Linked DNA regions of Homo sapiens: region 1 is linked to region 2. A link is a loop called in an ENCODE intact Hi-C map of the cell type or tissue named here. Cell type or tissue: IMR-90. All regions are shown on one strand. Each heading gives the region's core, and the rest is flanking DNA. Links, peaks and the distances in the headings are about the cores only. Region 1 holds the start of SLC35G3 (solute carrier family 35 member G3). Region 2 has its middle 52 kb from the start of SLFN5.

What was found. A loop is a pair of places that touch in the nucleus more often than their neighbours do. Peaks named below come from ENCODE experiments on the same cell type or tissue, not always from the same donor. Only the 100,000 strongest peaks of a DNase experiment are listed, where the experiment ranks them.
Region 1: a loop joins it to region 2, with 2.1 times the contacts of the local background. A loop is called at or near these places in 2 of 110 quality-filtered maps.

The regions. Positions count from the first base shown.
Region 1 is chr17:35,188,323-35,196,507 of GRCh38, reverse strand. SLC35G3 (solute carrier family 35 member G3) reads left to right here and starts at 2,115. Exons shown (of 1, transcript NM_152462.2): 1 at 2,115-3,988. The coding sequence starts at 2,201. The coding sequence ends at 3,217. UNC45B (unc-45 myosin chaperone B) reads right to left here. Exons shown (of 20, transcript NM_001267052.2): 20 at 7,165-8,185. It also overlaps the pseudogene SPICP2. In IMR-90, for the core only: no CTCF peak of the experiment used is centred there; no DNase peak of the experiment used is centred there.
Region 2 is chr17:35,288,744-35,301,060 of GRCh38, reverse strand. No RefSeq gene overlaps it. Among named protein-coding and RNA genes, the nearest start is that of SLFN5, 52 kb to the right of the region's middle. In IMR-90, for the core only: no CTCF peak of the experiment used is centred there; no DNase peak of the experiment used is centred there.

The sequences.
Region 1 (8,185 bases), core at 402-2,901, 100 kb after region 2:
AACAACTCAATAGCAACAAAACAAAACAAAAAAGCAATTAAGACCTGCTTTCTGCTGACCAAGTCTTCTTCCTTACCCCTCCCTAATAAGAAGAAAAAAAGGCAATTAAAAGATGGGTAACTCCTCCTTAGTATAGTGGTAAAATTTAAACATTAAAAAAGTTTTGGGACCAGTCTGGTCACTCACACCTGTAATCCCAGCACTTTCGAAGGCCAAGGTGGGCAGATTGCCTGAGCCCAGGAGTTCAAGACTAGCCTGGGCAACATAATAAAACACTGTCTCTACAAAAAAAAAAAAAAAATTAGCTGGGCTTGAGCCATGTTTGTGTCACTGCACTTGAGCCTGGGTGAGAGAGCGAGACCCTGTCTCAAAAAAAAAAAAAAAAAAAAAAGCTTTAAGTTGTAAAAAAAAGTGGGTAAGATCAAAAGAAGAGAAGGAAAGAAAACAATGTATAAGATACCTGAGCTCTCCCTCTCCCTCTCCCTCTCCCCACGGTCTCCGTTTCCCTGTCTTTCCACGGTCTCCCTCTGATGCGGAGCCGAAGCTGGACTGTACTGCTGCCATCTCGGCTCACTGCAACCTCCCTGCCTGATTCTCCTGCCTCAGCCTGCGATTGCAGGTGCGCACCGCCACGCCTGACTGGTTTTCGTATTTTTTTGGTGGAGACGGGGTTTCGCTGTGTTGGCCAGGCTGGTCTCCAGCTCCTAACCACGAGTGATCTGCCAACCTCGGCCTCCCGAGGTGCCGGGATTGCAGACGGAGTCTCATTCACTCAGTGCTCAATGTTGCCCAGGCTGGAGAGCAGTGGCGTGATCTCGGCTAGCTACAACCTCCACCTCCCAGCCGCCTGCCTTGGCCTCCCAAAGTGCCGAGATTGCAGCCTCTGCCCAGCCGCCACCCCGCCTGGGAAGTGAGGAGCGTCTCCGCCTGGCCGCCCATTGTCTGGGATGTGAGGAGCCCCTCTGCCCGGCTGCCCAGTCTGGGAAGTGAGGAGCGCCTCTTCCCGGCCGCCATCCCATCTAGGAAGTGAGGAGCGCCTCTTCCCGGCCGCCATCCCGTCTAGGAAGTGAGGAGCGTCTCTGCCCGGGGGCCCATCGTCTGAGATGTGGGGAGCGCCTCTGCCTGGCCGCGACCCCATCTGGGAGGTGAGGAGCGTCTCTGCCCGGCCGCCCCATCTGAGAAGTGAGGAGCCCCTCCGCCCCGCAGCTGCCCCATCTGAGAAGTGAGGAGCCCCTCCGCCCGGCAGCCGCCCCGTCTGAGAAGTGAGGAGCCCCTCCACCCGGCAGCCGCCCCGTCTGGGAAGTGAGGAGCTTCTCTGCCCGGCAGCCGCCCCGTCCAGGAGGGAGGTGGGGGGCAGCCCCCGCCGGGCAAGCTGCCCCGTCTGGGAGGGAGGTGGGGGGTCAGCCCCCGCCCGGCCGCTGCCCCGTCCGGGAGGTGGGGGGCACCGCTGCCCGGCCGCCCCTTCTGGGAAGTGAGGAGCCCCTCTGCCCGGCCACCACCCCGTCTGGGAGGTGTACCCAACAGCTCATTGAGAACGGGCCATGATGACGGTGGTGGTTTTGTGGAATAGAAAAGGGGGAAAGGTGGGGAAAAGATAGAGAAATCAGATTGTTGCTGTGTCTGTGTAGAAAGAAGTAGACATGGGAGACTTCATTTTGTTCTGTACTGGGAAGGGTTCTTCTGCCTTGGGATGCTGTTGATCTGTGACCTTGCCCCCAGCCCTGTGCTCTCTGGGGCATGTGCTGTGTCCACTCAGGGTTAAATGGATTAAGGGCGGTGCAAGATGTGCTTTGTTAAACAGATGCTTGAAGGCAGCATGCTCGTTAAGAGTCATCACCACTCCCTAATCTCAAGTACCCAGGGACACAAACACTGCAGAAGGCCGCAGGGTCCTCTGCCTAGGAAAACCAGAGACCTTTGTTCACTTGTTTATCTGCTGACCTTCCCTCCACTATTGTCCTATGACCCTGCCAAATCCCCCTCTGCGAGAAACACCCAAGAATGATCAATAAAAAAAAACAAAAAACAAAAAAAGAAAGAAAAGAAGCAGAGTTGGACTCAGTGGGAAAATAGGCGTGCTACCACCTCAGGAGAGTTCCAGGGAAGAATCCCACCCCCACTCCAATGAGGTCACAATGGCTGGAGCTCTGAGGGGCCCAGGCTCCCTGAGCCAGGAGGAGAGGAGAAAGTCCAAGGAAAGATGGCTGGCAGTCACCCCTATTTCAACCAGCCTGACTCCACACACCCATCGCCGCCCTCCGCTCCACCCAGCCTCCGCTGGTACCAGCGCTGCCAGCCCTCTGATGCCACCAGTGGCCTGCTGGTGGCCCTGCTGGGTGGGGGCCTGCCTGCTGGCTTCGTGGGCCCCCTTTCTCGTATGGCTTACCAGGCTTCCAACCTGCCCTCGCTGGAGCTGCTCATCTGGCGATGCCTCTTCCACCTCCCTATTGCCCTGCTACTTAAACTGCGTGGCGACCCCCTTCTGGGAACTCCTGACATCCGAAGCCGGGCCTTCTTCTGTGCCCTGCTCAACATCCTCAGCATTGGATGTGCCTACAGTGCGGTTCAGGTGGTGCCCGCTGGCAACGCTGCCACTGTTCGCAAAGGTTCTTCCACCGTCTGCTCCGCCGTCCTCACTCTCTGCCTTGAGAGCCAGGGTCTCAGTGGCTACGACTGGTGTGGACTGTTGGGCTGCATCCTAGGACTAATCATCATTGTGGGACCTGGACTCTGGACACTACAGGAGGGGACCACGGGTGTCTACACCGCCCTGGGCTATGTGGAGGCTTTCCTGGGAGGCCTGGCGCTGTCCCTGAGGCTTCTGGTCTATCGTTCTCTGCACTTTCCCCCCTGCCTCCCAACAGTGGCCTTCCTATCTGGCTTGGTGGGGCTGCTGGGCTCTGTGCCAGGCCTCTTTGTGCTGCAGGCCCCCGTGTTGCCCAGTGACCTCCTGAGTTGGAGTTGTGTGGGGGCAGTGGGGATCCTCGCCTTGGTCTCCTTCACATGTGTGGGCTATGCGGTCACCAAGGCCCACCCTGCCCTGGTGTGCGCTGTCCTACATTCCGAGGTGGTTGTGGCCCTTATACTGCAGTATTATATGCTCCATGAGACTGTGGCACCTTCTGACATCGTGGCGGCAGGGGTTGTGCTGGGCAGCATTGCCATCATTACAGCCCAGAACCTCAGCTGTGAGAGGACAGGGAGGGTGGAGGAGTGAGATAGAACTTGGGAGCCCGGGGGTTGGGAGGGACAGGGATAAATAAAGGCAAAGACTGAAGACAAACATGGGAGGAGAAGTGACTGGAAAAGAACTGGTGTGGGAGAGGGATACCTCTCAGAGTCAAGGGTGACTTGGGGACTTGGTGGAGAGGGACTACGTGGAAGACCTGGGGCCAGCCTGGGACCAAGGGATGTGGAGTCCAGGCTGGGTCCTAGAATCAGGGCATAACTAAGGGGTAAAGTCTGAGGAGCAGATCCAAAGGGCTGAGGCAGGGAGGCCGTGGGCCATGGGGAGGACTTCACTCAGCAGCAAAGAGAAGAGCATTGGGGCTGGAGTGTTCCGGCAAAGACAGAGCCAGCAGCTGCGCTGGGGGAGGGAAGCGTGCCTCCCCACCCCTCCCCTCACGGGGAAGGTTTCCTTTCCTCGTGCTTGTGCCCCCCGCTTGGGGTGGTGACGTGACATTGACATCAAACAAGGATTACAGTGAATGTGAAAAAAAAAAAAAAAGATACCTGAATAGACATTTCTATGACATTTTAAAAGCCATGAATTTATTTTGGCACAAATATTTTATCATATGCAGTCACTTCTTTGTAAATGATTTTTTGTAAAGTCATTGGATATAAAAGAGTGATTTTCCTCACCTGAGTACATGAAAAGAAAATGCTGAAATCAATGTATAAATCAAATCATCTGTACTAGCACTGTTAATCTAGAAGAAAGTGGTTGCATAGAGAAGAGTAAGAATGTAGACCAGCTTATTGAAGTAGGAAAAGAAAAAAAAAAGGAGCTTCAGAGGTAGGCTTTGCCTCTTAAAAAAATTAAAAACATAAGTCACTGTGTTGTGCTTGGGAGTTAGCAGCAAAAAAAAAAAAAAAAAATGAAGTCACTGTCTGTGAAAGGAAAAGAAAAAATGAAAAGAGTTTGCATCCATTGAAGTATGCAGAAAAAGAAAACAAGTTTTAAAATAAAATAAAATGAGTATAGTTGGGGGCTTAGCAATGGACATACAGAGTGGAGTAATAGACACCGGAGGCTCCAAAAGGTGGGCAGATGGGTGGGGGATGAGGGATGAAATCCTACCTATTGGGTACAATGTTCACTATTCTGATGATGAGGATGCTATGCAATATGCTTTACCACTACGCAATGTATCCATGCAACAAAACTGCACTTGTACTCCTAAATCCATAAAAATTTAAAATTGTCTTGGCTGAGACCTCTTTTAAAAAATAATAAAATAAAAAAATTAGAGAGAATAGTAAGAGCAGAGCAAGGACATTTAGTCTATAGTTTCAAATGGACTTAATCATTTGAAACAATAAAGTTTTTCATTGAATCTTCATAGAGTATTAAAAAAAAAGCTGCTCATTGGCAGAATTTCCCACTGAGTTAGTATAGATTACATGCTCTTTGATAAAAGCAGCAAATAAAGTTACTTGGTTTTTTTTCTCTTTAGTGTTTGCTTTAAGAGAAAAATCCTAAACTCCTTCAGAGGAAGGAAAAAAGAGACAGAGAGTGAGAAATCCTTAAAACTGTAGGGACTTCCAATGCCAGGAAACCATGAAATATGAGAGTATATTTAGCAATCATGGTGATTTAGCTCATGGTAATTGGCATATGTATAATTATAATTTGCATTCCAGTTATTTAAACTGAGATATTCCTGATCAGGTTTAACACACTTGGGGAAAGATCTCTTTCCCCAAGAAATAAGATGGAGAGAGTCTTTGGAGAGTGGCCTAACTGAACTGGTAAGTCAGCTTCCTCCGGATTTTGGTAATTTCCTCACTTCTTCCATAATTTCTCAGTGCCCTGGCCATTTTCTGATAAGTCATGGTCTTCCAACGGCCTTTTCTTTTCCGCCAAAGCTCGGCAAGTTTTCCTTTGTTTTTTGATACAAACGGAAAGATGCCTTTGATTTTATCTACCCACTGAATACAAGGTGCCATCTCCGGATTACACAGGGATTCGTGAAGGTATTCAAACAGTCTAAGCTTCTTCCTGCCTTTTCCCCACTTTTGCTGGAGAATAGTGGGTTGTACCAGCTGGTTTTCAGTTATGTTCTGCAGAGACTGATGAATGTTTCCTTCAAAATAGAAGTCCGCAGCACTGTTGATTACCGTTCTCCAATTACAGAGAGGTTCCTCTGTAGGCAACACTCCATAGCAGCTGGAATTTCCTTTGACGTGAGGACAATAATTGATTAAAGCCAGGTAATTTTTGTAATCTGGCGAGTACTAAAGATCTCCAGTTGAATGTTGCCTCAGTGCCTCAAAAGCATCCTCAAATGCTTGACCCAGCTTGTCTTGTTCAACACACGTCATGTTTCATTAATAAATTGACAATTTTGTTCCTTGGCAATTGTTGCAGGAAGACACTTCAACCCTTTATAGAGATATTTCATTAATATCAGAATTGTAAATTCAATGGTAGGCTGTCATGAAAATAAAAAATTATTTTCCAGCATGATGGTTCTGCCCATCAGTGTCCAATGCAGCATCCACTTGCATATGGTGGAAATAGCCTTCCCCTCCCCTGAAACACATGTCTGCCTCCCGCTTGGCTAACCTGTAACCTGCCATTGTAACAGCTGTCACGTTTGGCCAATTTTATGATTTTCATTGCCTTTTCTTGCCTTTTTGTACTAGCTACGCTCTTCGGTACAAAGTTGAATACAATTGGTAATAGCAAGTACTGTTATCTCATTCTTAATCTCGGGATAATTAAATATCACAGTGGCTATAGATTTTATACAGATAAACTTTATCACATTAAGGAAGCTTCTTTCTATTTTTAGTTTACTGAAGAGTTTTATCATGAATTGTTACTGAATTTTATCAAAAACTTTTCTTACGTCTATTGAGATAGTCATTATTTTATTCTTTATTCTGTTGATGTAGTACATTATATTGGTTGATAGTCTCATATTAACCAACTTATTGTTCTTAGAATAAACATAACTTGATTAATGTGTTATCTTTTTATATATTGGTGGATTTGGGGTGCTAGTATTTAGTAAAGGATTTTGTACCTATAGTCATAAAAGATACTGGTCTACAATTTTCCTATATGTCTTTGTTAAGTTTTGCTATCAAGCTATCCTCATAAAAAGAGCTGAAAGTGTCCTTTCTTTTATCTTCTTTGGAAGGGTTTGCATAAGACTGGTACTGTTTTGGCCAGACGCGGTGGCACACACCTGTAATCCCAACGCTTTGCGAGGCTGAGGTGAGAGGATTATTTGAGCCCAGGAGTTCAAGACCAGCCTGGTCTTTACAAAAAATAAAAAATAAAAATACTTGATGCACCTATAATATCATAGTGAATCTCCATTTCTATATAAAAAAAAAGTTTTTAAAAAGGAAAAGAAAAAAACATTAAGTTGGAGGACTAACAGTGAATATCAGCTACTCAGGAGACTGAGTGGGAGGATCGCTTGAGCCCAGGAGGTTGAAGCTGCAGTGAGCCGTGATCACGCCACTGCACTCCAGCCTGGGTGACAGAGTGAGACCCTGTCTCGAAAAACAAAAGAAAACAAAAGAATGGCATTGTTTCTTTCTTAAATGCCTGTAGAATTCACCAGTGAAACTAAATGGGCCTGAGTTTTCTTTGTGGGAAGGCTTTCCTTACCATCGTTGTTGTTATTACAAACGTAATTTCTCCAATAGGTATCATACTATTCAAATTTTCTATTTCTTCTTTTAACAGTTTAGTAAATGGTGTCTCAGACACTTAAACCTCTGTGACTCACAACCTCTGCTAACAAATTGGCAAACATCCCAAATGGAATCAACTTTACCAAAAAGTTAAGCTTCCTCCTTGGTGCTTCCCTTTTTGTTGGTCTCACTGCCTTAATGGCTCTCGGTGCCTTAAACAGATTGTTTAAGTTTTGCCCAGTTTTTCAATTTTTGTATGTCATGGTATTGTTTTGCCACAAGTTACTCTTACTAGGAACAGAAATTCTTTATTATTTACCTTTCACAAATGAGAAGACTAAGAGTCAAAGGGGTTAAATTTTTACAAAATATCCTTTTGGAGATATAAACTTTAAAACTGTATGCTTCTCAAATGGCAAAGGATTAATATGACACAGACCAAGTTCTCTGATAACAACATACTTCAGTTAAAAGTAATAATATAAATGATGAATTTTCCCATTATATGTTGGGAAACTAAGAAACATACCTCTAAGATATTTATAGATTTTCTGTAAGAGAATTGGTTGGAAAAACCTAGAAAGTTGGCAGGTATTGGCTGTTCCTTGCTGTTTTTGGGCAAACTACCTCAATAAAGAGATGATCTCAGGCTAGCATCTGCCTATTTGAAAGCATAGATGAAAAAAAAAAGAAATCTGCAAAGAAGGGCCCTCTTACAAGCAACAATATAAGAGTCTAGGCTGGAAAAGCCAACTACTTATGTAACCTAGGCAGTGGGAAACAAAGGTATTTGTCACAGCTTTTCTTAAAGGCCTCCCATGAAGACTTAGCCAGACAATGGGAGGCAGCCCAGTGGCAAAAATCAGATGAAGGAATTCAGCTTTCCTCTAGATCTTCTTGGACTATTTACAAAATATTCATGTTAAAGAATGTGGTCTCCCAGACTGGGCAACATAGTGAGACCCTGTCTCTACAAAAAAAAATTTTTTAATTACCTGGGGGTGGTGGTGTGTGCCTGTAGTCCCAGCTATTGAGGAGGCTGAAGTAGAAAGATCACTTGAGCCCAGGAGACCAAGGCTGCGGTGAGCCATGACTGCACCACTGCACTGCACTTGAGCCTAGGTTACAGAGCAAGACCCTGTCTCAAAAAAAAAAAAAAAAAAAGTCTCTCCAATCCAAACAAGATGAACTTTATCTAACTGGCCCTGAACGCCACTGGCAGATGTAACCTCATGAGATCAAAACGAGTAAGAGTGTGGCCCTGCCTGTGAAAGAGTTTCCTTTAAAGGAGCTAAATACACCCACTCAA
Region 2 (12,317 bases), core at 4,579-7,078:
GGGAGTTCCCTGACCCCTTGTGCTTCCCAGAAGAGGCAACGCCCCATCCTGCTTTGGCTTACCCTCCATGGGCTGCACCCACTGTCCAACCAGTCCCAGTGAGATGAGCCATGTACCTCAGTTGGAAATGCAGAAATCACCTGACTTCTGCTCTGATCTCACTGGGAGCTGCAGACTAGAGCTGTTCCTATTCATCCATCTTGTCCATACTCTCCCTTTTATAAAATTTTTCATGACTTACACAGACAATCTCTGACATGCCTTGACTTTCTGACTTGTAAACATCCCTCTCCTTAAACAACCAGTTAATTTACTTTAGGACAAGAATTTACCATATAAGATTCTTTTTTATATAAATTTTCCTTTTCTTTTTTTTTTTTTGAGACAGAGTCTTGCTCTGTCACCCAGGCTGGAGTGCAGTGGCGCGATCTCAGCTCACTGCAATCTCTGCCTCCTGGGTTCATGCCATTCTCCTGCCTCAGCCTCCCGAGTAGCTGGGACTATGGGCACCTGCCACCACACCTGGCTAATTTTTTGTATTTTTAGTAGAGACGGGGTTTCACCATGTTAGCCAGGATGGTCTCAATCTCCTGACCTCGTGATCCACCTGCCTCGGCCTCCCAAAGTGCTGGGATTACAAGCGTGAGCCACTGTGCCTGGCCATAAATTCTTTTTTCTTTAATATCAAGATTAGAAGTTAGGGTATTTCACTAAATAGTTCAAGATGTAGCTATCTTTATTAAACCAATATTAATGTTTCATTGATTAAAAAATTACAGAAGCAAAGATTATTCTGTTTGGGCTGAGTTATAGTTTTGTGGCCTCTATGCAAAATTTTCACATCTTATAGTATTTGGCAGAGATAACTATGAAATTGCTTGATTAATAAATGCAAACAAAAATGTATGCTGGAAACTTTTAAGACATTTCTAATCTTACTGTACTAGTAAGTTTTAAAGATTAAAGTCACATGAACTGAAAGGTCCCACAGCTTTTACTTTTCTGTTAAAAATATTTGATTTAAGTGCTTATTTTTCTTAGGTCAATTAATTAGAGCTTTTTAAATAGGCATTGCACACATAACACATACATAGCCACACAGACAACCAGAAGAAGATCCAGTAATTAGAATTTTTTTTTTTTTTGCCCCTTTCCCAATTGGATCACTGGCCTTTGGGTGAGACCCTTTAAGAACAGGGCTATGAAAACAGTTTCCAGGGCCTAATAAACAAGCATAGCTGGAAGACAAAGACAGATTTTGAGAGGTACTTATTCATCTTTAATTCCAGGGGTTCCATAAGGAAAACAGATTTTTTCCCAAAACGGGATTTGTGGCAGCTTTTCTGTTTTCCCAAGGAGTCCCAGGCCACCAGAAGTCATTTTGGGATTTTTCATATATGCACCAAGAGTGGTAAGACAGAGTGGAGAAAAGTAATTCAGTTGACTGGGGAAAAAAACCTTTTCCAGGAAAACAAGATTTATGAAGAGAAAAACATAAAGGCCTTTTGAATATACTCATAGCTTGAATATTCATTTTAATTAAATTGAGAGCTGTTTTTCATCAGGGGTGAGGGTGGAGGTTAGAATTATATAAATATGCCATGTTAAATTAAAGGATTGGGTTATGTGCAGGAATTCCCTGCACTAGTCAGGGGGATTTTCAGAGAAAGATCCCAGGCACTGTTTGATCTGCGACAAATCAGATGTGGAGAAAGGGCATGAATGGGAGCAATGCCTTCAACCGCAGCCACTTCCTGGAGACGGAGAATGGCAGGGTGGTTTGACTGGTTGGAGCAGTTTTTGAATGGGTAACAGATGGAGAAGGAGAAGGAGCAGGGTTTGGAGCTGAAAGCTTGCGGGCAGGAGGCGTCACTGAAGTGGAGGATTCAGATAGGTTGAGGAGCAGATGCAGGGGGATAAGAATATGGAGGGGGTTCATCTGCAGGGTCAAAGGGGTTTTGGAGGAAGGAGTTTCAGAGAAAGGAGAGACCTGGGGAAGGTTATCATTAAGAAGAAAGACTTCATGAGGGGTGCAAGTTTGACACAGGGAGGGTTGGGATCTAAAGTAAAAGAAAGCCTGAATATAGGGAACCTCCTGCCATTTGCTGTTCCTAGTTATAAAGTTGTCAAGGTCCCTGAGAATTTGAAAGTCAAAGGTGCCATTTTCAGGCTACCAGCTGTCATTATCTAATTTGTATTGGGGCCAGGCCATGTTGCAATAAAAAAGCATACTCTTTGGCTTTATGCTTCCTTTAAGCCAAGCTTAGCAACATTGTGAAGGAGACAGCCCAATGGAGAGGACTTAGGAAAGTGGGATTGTTTGGCACCCATGTGGACTGGTAAGAGGAAGCTGAAGGTGTCTGTTTTTGTTCTAGGCATCCACAGATAAAAGACAGAAACCTGGAATCCTCTTTATAAAGAGGATGATCAAGCTGCGAAGAAACTGGGCATCTCCAAGATTTCTTCTAGCTTAGTCCCACTGGTCCTCTGAGGACCGGGACAGCTGACCTGACTCTCCCAGGTGCTGTGAGAAAGTCAGGAGAGGGCAGATCTTACTAGTCAGCTGGATTAGTGTCCGATGTTGGATGTTCTGATTGGAATTGGCAAAGGGCCCCTTGGACTAGAGCTTCACAAGGAAGAGAGGGAGAGAGAGACAGAGAGAGAGAGAGAGAGAGAGAGAGAGAGAGAAGAGGATGAGGGAGGAGGGAAGAGAGCAAAATACCCATTGTGGGCAGCCAGAGGTGGATTCCTAAGACCTGAGGGCTTTGAGGGTTCACTGGAGATTTGCCCCAGCCTGAGCCTCACAGTCCCCTTCAGGTTAGTTGTCCTCCTCAGACAAATTGCTAGAAAAGTGAAGTGAGAGACAAGACAAGATGGGTGGCCAGAGACTCTCAGGATCCAGCAGGATGAGCAGCTGCTGTCCACTGCTTTTTGGGTTGCAGGAGAACCTCTACCCCCAGCACCCATCCTGAGTTTTGGCAGCAAATGTAAGAGTTAAAGAAAGAGGAAAGAAACACGAAAAGTGACTCACCAGTCAAAGACAGGTTTATTTTGGAGAATAAACCTGAGAGGGGCTTCTGGCTGATTTTGGTCAGGAGCACACTCTCTTACAGATTAAGCGTATTTGTTGATTTTAGGGTGAGAGAGCTTATCATAGGCTTGGAATGTTTCTTTGTGGGGAAGAAGTTTATTGTGGGTTTGGAATGTCTCTGGTAGGAGGGGAGGTTGTCTTGGGGCTGACATCTCTCTGGGGAGGGGTTTATCTTATGGTTGAAATGTTTCTGGTCAGAGATGTCATTTATGGTTTATGGTCATGCTGGCCTTAGCCTTTAGGCTGATGCCCTGTGGATTTAGGTGGTTTTTGATTAAGGGGAACTTTAGAATGGTGGTGTTTGTCCAAGATGGTGATGCTCCTGTTCTGTCAAAGTCCCTAGGCTGCACACAGCACAGGGATCCTCTGTCCAGCCCAGGAAACTACTTTTTCCTCCTGGGCCTCCAGACCTGTGATGGGAGGGGCTGCTGTGAAGGTCTCTGACATGGCCTAAAGACATTTTCCCCATGGTCTTGGGGATTAACAGTAGGCTCCTCACTGCTTATGCAAATTTCTGCAGCTGGCTTGAATTTCTCCCCAGAAAATGGGGTTTTCTTTTCTATTGCATAGTCAGGTTGCAAACTTTCCAAACTTTTATGCTCTGCTTCTGTTATGAAATTGAATGCCTTTAACAAGTCACCTCTTGAATGCTTTGCTGCTTAGAAATTTCTTCCACCAGATACCCTAAATCATCTTTCTCAAGTTCAAAGTTTTACAAATTTCTAGGGCAGGGGCAAAATGCCACCAGCCTCTTTGCTAAAACATAACAAGATCCACCTTTACTCCAGTTCCCAACAAGCTCCTCATCTCCATCTGAGACCACCTCAGCCTAGACCTTATTGTCCATATCACTATCAGCATTTTGGTCAAAGCCATTCAACAAGTCTCTAGGAAGTTCCAAACTTTCCCACATTTTCCTGTCTTCCTCTGGGGCTTCCAAACTGTTCCAACTTCTGCCTGTTACCCAGCTCCAAAATCACTTTCACATTTTCTGGTATCTTTTCAGCAATACCCCTCTACTGGTAACAATTTACTATATTAGTCTGTTTTCATGCTGCTGATAAAGACATACCCAAGACTGGGAAGAAAAGGAGGTTTATTGGGACAGTTCCACATGGCTGGGGAAATCTCAGAATCATGGCGGGAAGTGAAGGCACTTCTTACATGGTGGTGGCAAGAGAAAATGAGCTAGAAGCAAATGAGGAAACCCCTGATAATCCCATCAGATCTCATGAGACTTATTCACTATCATGAGAATAGCATGGGAAAAGACGGCCTCCATCATTAAACTACCTCTCCCTGGGTCCCTCCCATAACATGTGGGAATTCCGGGAGATACAATTCAAGCTCAGATTTGGATGGGGACACAGCCAAACCATATCAATGACTGTACTAATTTACATTTCCTCCAACAGTGTACAAGAGTTTTCTTTTTTCCTCATCCTCTCCAACACTTGTTTTCATTCATCTTTTTTGTAATAGTCAATCTAACAGCATGAGGTGATATATTATTGTGGTTTTATTTACATTTCCCTGATCAGTAATATTGAGCATTTTTCCAAATATCTATTGGCCATTTGTGTGTATTTTGAAAAATGTGTATTCACATTGTTTGCCCAGTTTTTAATCAAGTTATTTGTTTCTTTCGATTGAGTCATTTGAATACCTTGTATATTTTGGATATTAGCCCATTTTATGCTGTATAATTTGCAAATATGTTCTCCCAATCCGTGGACTGTATCTTCACTCTGTTAATTATTTCCTTTGCTGTGCAGTAGTTTTTTTTGTTTGATGCAATACCATTTGTCTATTATTGTTTTCATTGCCTGTACTTTTGGGACCTAGCAAAGAAATCACTGCCCAGAACAAGCTCACGTTTTTTATGGTAAGAAGGAAAAGTCTATATTCTGAAAAGATGGCAGATGTTTTATTTAACCAGAAATTAACTGCCTTCAAGGACCCTTTTTTAGATTCTTTCTGAGGATCCTTGAAGGGAGTCCATTTCCTGGAAATTAACGCAGGAAATGGGAGTTTCAAGGATGGAGATTCTTTAGGCATGAGTATAGTCTAGAGGAAGATGTGACAAATCACATAATTGGGCTTCAAGCAGTGATGGCCCAGGAAGGCCTAACTGGACTCCTAAGGACTCAGCAGAACTGAAGGCATTTGAGAGCACTCACTCCTTCTGTCAGACTCTCTCCAAAGTTAAATCAAGGAGAAATATTGTTTTTTCCATTATGCTGATGCAGCCTGACCACTGTGAGGACTGTGGGACTTTACAAGGATGGTGTTAAAAGTAGAGGTAAACAGCAAGATTTCACAATCATGCAAAGGAAAGAAAAGGGCGCTATAAAAATATATTAACTAACCAGCCAAGGAAAGGGAAAGGGGAGAAAAACAAGAAAATTCAGTGTTGCAAAAGTGATAATTTGCAACTGACAATGTTTGCTCTGATTCTGTTTTTCTACCCTGCCCCTGCCTCTGCCTCTCTTGGCCTCTCCAAGACCTGACACAATGCCCGCCCCGCCCGTCCCATCCTTCATATCCACACTCAATCACAGTGTGAATGTCAAGACTGAGAAGAACCTGCCCTAGGGTTTCACATGGCAGCTTTTTGCTCACTGAGGCCTCCCTGACTTCCCAGTCTAATGTACCAACTCCTCTTACCAGACAGACAAACCAGACAGACACACATTCACAGATACCGAGAGCCTTTCTGTTGTACTGCCTTGCTTTACAACCCTATTATCCCTTTTCATGCTCTGCCATTCCGTGTACTCATGTTTGTTCACATATTCCAGAACTTTCCTGTCATGTCTGCCTCTGGACTCCCAGCACTTAGATCTACTAGTTTCATACACAGGCTGGGGTAGGAGCCTGTGTATGAAACTTCTTAGATGGAAAGCCTTCCAATCAGTTATCACCCTTTAGAATATACAGTTGTGTCTCACCCTGGAGGCTGGAAAGAGTTGAAGGTTCTGTGCAACAGTTGTTTCAGCTGCTCTTGGAGGGGTCAGAAATGTGACCTGCATCTTTGCCAACATATGTTATTTTTTGACTTTTTAGTAATAACCATTCGGACTCATGTAAGATGATATCTCATTGTGGTTTTCATTTGCATTTATCTGACAATTAGTGATGCTGAAAATTTTTTTATATGCTTGTTGGTCATTTGTATGTCTTCTTTAAAAAAATGTCTATTCAAATCCTTTGCCCACTTTTGTTGTTGTTGCTGTTATTGTTGTTGAAGTTTGAGTTTTTCACAAATTCTGGATGCCAGTCCCCTGTTGAATGGTTGAATGGATAGTTTGCAAATATTTTCTCCCATTCTGCAGGTCTGTTCACTCTATTGATTTTTTTTTCTGTGCAGAAGCTTTTTAGTTTAAGTCCCATTTGTCTATTTTTGTTTTTGTTGCTTGTGATTTTGAGGCCTTAGTCATAAATTCGTTGCCTAGATCAATGTCCACAAGAGTTTTACCTAGGTTTTCTTCTAGAATTTTTATAGTTTCACGTCTTATAATTGAGTCTTTAATCCATCTTGTATATCGTGAGAGATAGGAGTCCAGTTGCATTCTTCTGGATGTGGCAATCCAATTTCCCCACCATCATTTATTGAAAAGGGGATCCTTTCCCCAGTGTATGTTTTTGTCAACTTTGCCAAAGATCAGTTGGCTGTATGTGTGTGGCTTTATTTCTGAGTTCTCTGTTCCATTAATCTATATGTCTATTTTTGTACCAGTACCATGGTGTTTTGCTTACCATAGCCTTGTAGTATAGTTTGAGATCAGGTAATGTGTTGCTTCCGAGTTTGTTCTTTTTGCTTAGGATTGCTTTAGCCATTTGGGCTCTTTTTTGGTTCCAAGTGAATTTTAAGATTGTTTTTTTCCAACTCTGCGAAAAACAACATTGGTATTTTGATAGATATTGCATTGAATCTGTAGATTGCTTTGTGCAGTATGGTCATGTTAATGACATTAATTCTTCTGATCCATGAGAATAAGATGCTTTTCCATTTGTTTGTGTCATCTACAACTGCTTTCATCAGTGTTTTGTAGTTTTCCTTGTAAAGATCTTTTATCTCCTTGGTTAAATATATTCCTGGGCATTTTATTTTATTTTACTTCATTTTTTGTAGCTATGTTAAATGGGATTGCCTTCTTGATTTGGTTCTCTGCTTGATCATTATTAATGCAGAGAAATGCTAATGACTTTTGTACACTGATTTCGTATTGTGAAACTTTACTGAATTCATTTATCAGATCTAGAGCTTTTTGGAGAAGTCTTTAGCAATTTCTAGATATAAGGTTATATTGCCAGTGAACAGAGATAATTTGACTTCCTCTTTTCCAAGTTGGATACCTTTTATTTCTTTCTCTTGCCTGATTGCCCTATGAGTTCAGCACTATGTTGAATAGGAGTGGTGAGAATGAACATCCTTGTCTTGCTCCAGTTCTTAGAGGGAATGCTTGCAACTTTTTCCTATTCAGTATGATGCTGGCTGTGGGTTTGTTGTATAGGGCCTTTATTATTTTAAGGTAGTTCTTCTGAAGTTTGTTGAAGATTTGTATCATGAAAGGGTGCTGACTTTTATCAAATGCTTTTTCTGCATCTATTGAGATGATTCATGAAGAATTTTTGTATCACTGCCTGGCAGATGTTTTTCATTCTGTTAAAATTTTTAGAAACCAAGTCATGCTTTCCCAGTTAACAAAGAAGCAAAGTTAAATACTAAACTGCAATGTATTGAGAATATGTAACATTACTTTTACCAATGAAACCAGAAAGAATCCCTCTCTAAGTTATTTAGGAAAATGAAATGGATAGCAAATAAGTAATAATATTTATTTGCTATCATCGCAGTCAAATTGCTTACCTAATAAATTTACTCAAAAGCAAATTTCCACAAATGCCAAGAATGTTGCCACAGTAAAGCACATTCTTAATCTTTTCCATGATCTTCATAGTCACAACTACATCAGGTAAGCCACAAATTCTTCATTTGTCTTGGAGCAAGTCTTTAAAGGCAATTCCTGCTGTTTATTTAAGAGTAGATTTATACCTCAGATCCCAACTGGCCACATAAGAATTTTCTAAACCCAAACAAGGCTATCACAGGGAACATTAGCATAGCTTCGTGTTTTAGGTGGCTGTAAGCTGATAAGACTCAAGATAAATTATTTGCAAGTCTGAACCACTGAGGAGCTGTGTGTTTCTCTCAGATCCCAGAGTGAAGACCATAATCAAGACACATACACTTCCATGTTTCATTCATGTTCACTAACTTTACTAGCGTGCGTGGGATGGCCCCTCCAACCTGCATCATTCCATACTCTGGACCCAGGTCCACAGCCCCACTGCTAAAAAAAAATAAACAAACAACAACAAAAAAAATGCTTTTTGAGAAACAAAGCATATTTATTTATTTATAATAACAGCTGTATTGAGATACAATTTACATACTATTAAGTTCACTCTTTTAAAGTATACAACTCTGGGATTTTTAGTATTTTCATAGAGTCGTGCATCCATCTTCACTATCTAATTCCAGAACACGTTCAGTACCCCAACAAGAAACCCCCATACCCAGAGCAGTCACTCCTCAATCTCCCTTTCCCTACCTTCAGTCCCTGGCAACCACTAATCTAACTTCTGTTCCTATGGATTTGCCTTTTCTGGATGTTTTATATAAATAAATACATACAATATGTGTCTGGCCTCTTTCACTTACTTAGCATAATGTTTTCACAGTTTATCTGTCGTAGCACGTATCAGTACTTCACCTTTTTGTATGGGAGAATTTCATTGTGTACCACATTTTGCTCATCCATTCATCAGTTGATTGATGTTTGGATTGTTTCCACTTCAGACTGTTATGAATAATGCTGCTATGAATTTTTGTGTACAAATTTTTCTGAGGACATATGGTTTTGCTTTCCTTGCTGAGTCATATAACTTTTTGAAGCACTGGTTCTTTGTTTTGTTTTGTTTTCTTAGAGACAGGGTCTCTATCACCCAAGTTGGAGTGCGATGGTGCAATCATATCTCACTGCAGCCTCTAACTCCTCAAGATCTTCCTACCTCAGCCTCCTGAGTAGCCAGGACTTCAGGTGTGCACAGCCTCATCCAGATAATTTTTAATTTTTATTTTTTATGGAGACAAGGTCTTTCTATGTTGCCCACGCTGGTCTTAAATTCCTGGCTTCAAGCAATCTTTCCACCTCAGTCTTCCAAAGTGTTGGGATTACAGGCTTGAGCCACTGCACCTGGCTATCTTTTCACTTTCTTAATGATGTCCCTTGAAACACACAAAAAATTTGAATTTTAATGCAGTACAGTTCATCTTTTTTCCCGTCTTGTGCTTTTCCTGTCATATCTAACAAATCATTGCCTCATCCAAGCTAACAAAGATTTGCTCCTATGTTTTATTCTAAGAGCTTTATAATTTTAGCTCTTACAAGTAAGCCTATGAGTCAGTTTGAGTTATTTTCTTGTGTACAATATGAGATATAGGTCTAACTTGATTCTTTTGCATGTGGATATCCAGTTGTCTCAGCACTATTTGTTGATAAGACTAGTCTTTTTCACATGGAATTAACCTGACGCTCTTGTCAACAATCAGTTGATCATAAATGTATTTATTTCTGGACTTTCAGTTCTATTCCATTGATTTATGTGTCTACCCTCATGCAATACCACACTGCTTTAAATTTTTGAATCAAGAAGAGTGAATCCTCTAAATTTGTTCTCTTTCAAGATTATTTTGACTATTATGGATCCCCTGATTTCCATATGAATTTTAGGATCATGTTATCAATTTCTGCAAAAAGAGAAGCTGGAATTTTGAAAGAGATTACATTGACTCTATAGATCCATTTGGAGAGTATTGCCATCATGACAAAATTAAACCTTCCAATTCATGAACATGGAATATTTTTCCATTTGCTTAATTCCTTTAAATGATATCTCATAGTTTTCAATGGACAGTTTTTTTTTTTGAGACAGGGTCTCACTCTGTTGCCCAGACTGGAGTGTAGTGATGTGATCACGGCTCACTGCAGCCTCAACCTCCTAGGCTCGAGTGATCCTCCCATCTCAGCCTCCCAAGTAGCTGGTACTACAGGCATGCGCCACCATGTCTGGCTAATTTTTTTGTATTTTCTGCAGATACGGAATTTTGTAATATTGCCCAAGCTGATTTCAAACTCCTGGGCTCAAACGATCCACCCACCTCGACCTCCCAAAGTTCTGGGAACACAGGGATGAGTCACCACGCTCGGCTGATGGACAAATCTTACATTTCTCTTATTCCTAAGTATTTTATTATTTTTGATGTTTTCATAAATGGAATTGTTTTCTAAATTTTATTTTCAAATTTTGTATTGCTATTACACAGAAATACAACTGATTTTTGTAACCAGATCTTGCATCTTGCACCTTATTTAACTCATTTATTCATTATAATAGTTTCCAACTGGATACTTTAGTTTTTATATCATATCATATGCAAATAGAGATAGTTTTACTTCTTTTATTTCACTCTAGGTGTCTTTTATTTTCTTTTCTTGCCAAATTATCCTGGCTAGAACTTCCAGTACCATGTTGAATGGAAGTGGCGAGAGCAGAAATTATAGTCTTGTTCTTGATCTCAGAGGGAAAGTATTTAGTTTTTCACCATTAAGTTTGGTGTGGTTGTGGAGTTTTAGTAGATGGCCTTTATCAAGTTGAGGAGATGTTCTTCTATTCCTAGTTGTTTAGTGTTTTTATCATGAAAGGACACTGTATTTTGTCAAGTTTTTTTCTGTATATATTGATGTGATCATGGGGTTTTTGTCTTTTATTCTATTAATATGATGTATTACATTGATTTTGTATGTCAAGCCCAACCTTACATTCCTGGGATAAATCTCAATTGGTCATGACTTATACTCCTTTTTATATGTTGCTGTCTTTGGTTTGATAGTATTTTGTTCAGGATTTTTGCATGTATATTCGCAAGGTATATTGGTCTGTAATTTTATTTTCTTGTGATATCTTTGTCTGTCTTTAGTATCAGAGTAATATTGGCTACATAGAATGAGTTGGAAAGTATTCCATTTTCTTCTGTTTTTAAGAAAAATTTATGAATAATTGGTGTTAATTCTTTTTTAAGGTCTGATGAAATTCACCAGGGAAGCCATCTGTGCTTTTCTTTGTGGGAAGTTTGTTGGGCATTTTCCCCCTAGTTATTAATAATTCAATCTCTCTACTTGTTATAGGTCTATTCAGATTTTTATTTCTTCTTGAGTGAGTTTCAATAGTTTGTATCTTTCTAGGAATTTGTTGCTTTCATCTATATTATCTGATTTTTTTTGCTGTACAAGTGTTCATAATATTCCCTTATATTCTTTTTTATTTCCATAATGTCATTCATTATGCCCCTTTTTTTATTCCTGATTTTAGTAATTTGAGTGTCATCTCTTTTCTTGGTCAGTCTAGCTAAAAGACTGTCAATTTCCTTGATCTTTTCAAAGAAACAACTTTCAGTTTCATTAATTTCCTCGATCTTTTCAAAGAAACAACTTTCAGTTTCATTAATTTCCTCTATTCCTGTTCTCAGTTTCACTTATTACTGCACTGGTCTGTTATTTTCTTCCTTCTGCTTGCTCTAGGTTTAGTTTGCTCTTGTTTTCCTAGTTTCTTAAGGTGGATGTTTAGGTTATTGATTTGAGACCTTTCTTCTTTTTAAATATAGACATTTACAGCTATAAATTTCCCTATAAGCATTGCTTTAGCTGCATCCCATTAATGTTAGTACATTGTGTTTTAGTTTTTATTCATCTCAAAGAATTTTCTAATTTCCTTTGTGATTTCTTCTTTGATCCTTGGTTATTGTAGTAGGTTACTTGGGCTGTCGTCGAATACCATAGGCTGGCTGGCTTAAACAATAGACATTTATTTTCTCACAGTTAGGGAGGCAAGAAGTCCATGATCAAGATGATGACAAATTTGGTTTCTGGTGAGGGCTGTCTTTCTGGTTAGTAGATGGCCACCTTCTCACTGTTTCCTCACATGGCCTTTTCTCTGTGCACTTTGGGGTTGGGGGTGCGGAATCTCTGATCTCTGGTGTCTCTTCCTATTCTTATAAAAGCCCCAGTTTTATCAGATTAGGGACCCACTCTTATGACCTCATTTAACCTTAATTAGTTCCCTAAAACCTTCAACATGCGAATTTTGGGGGAACACAATT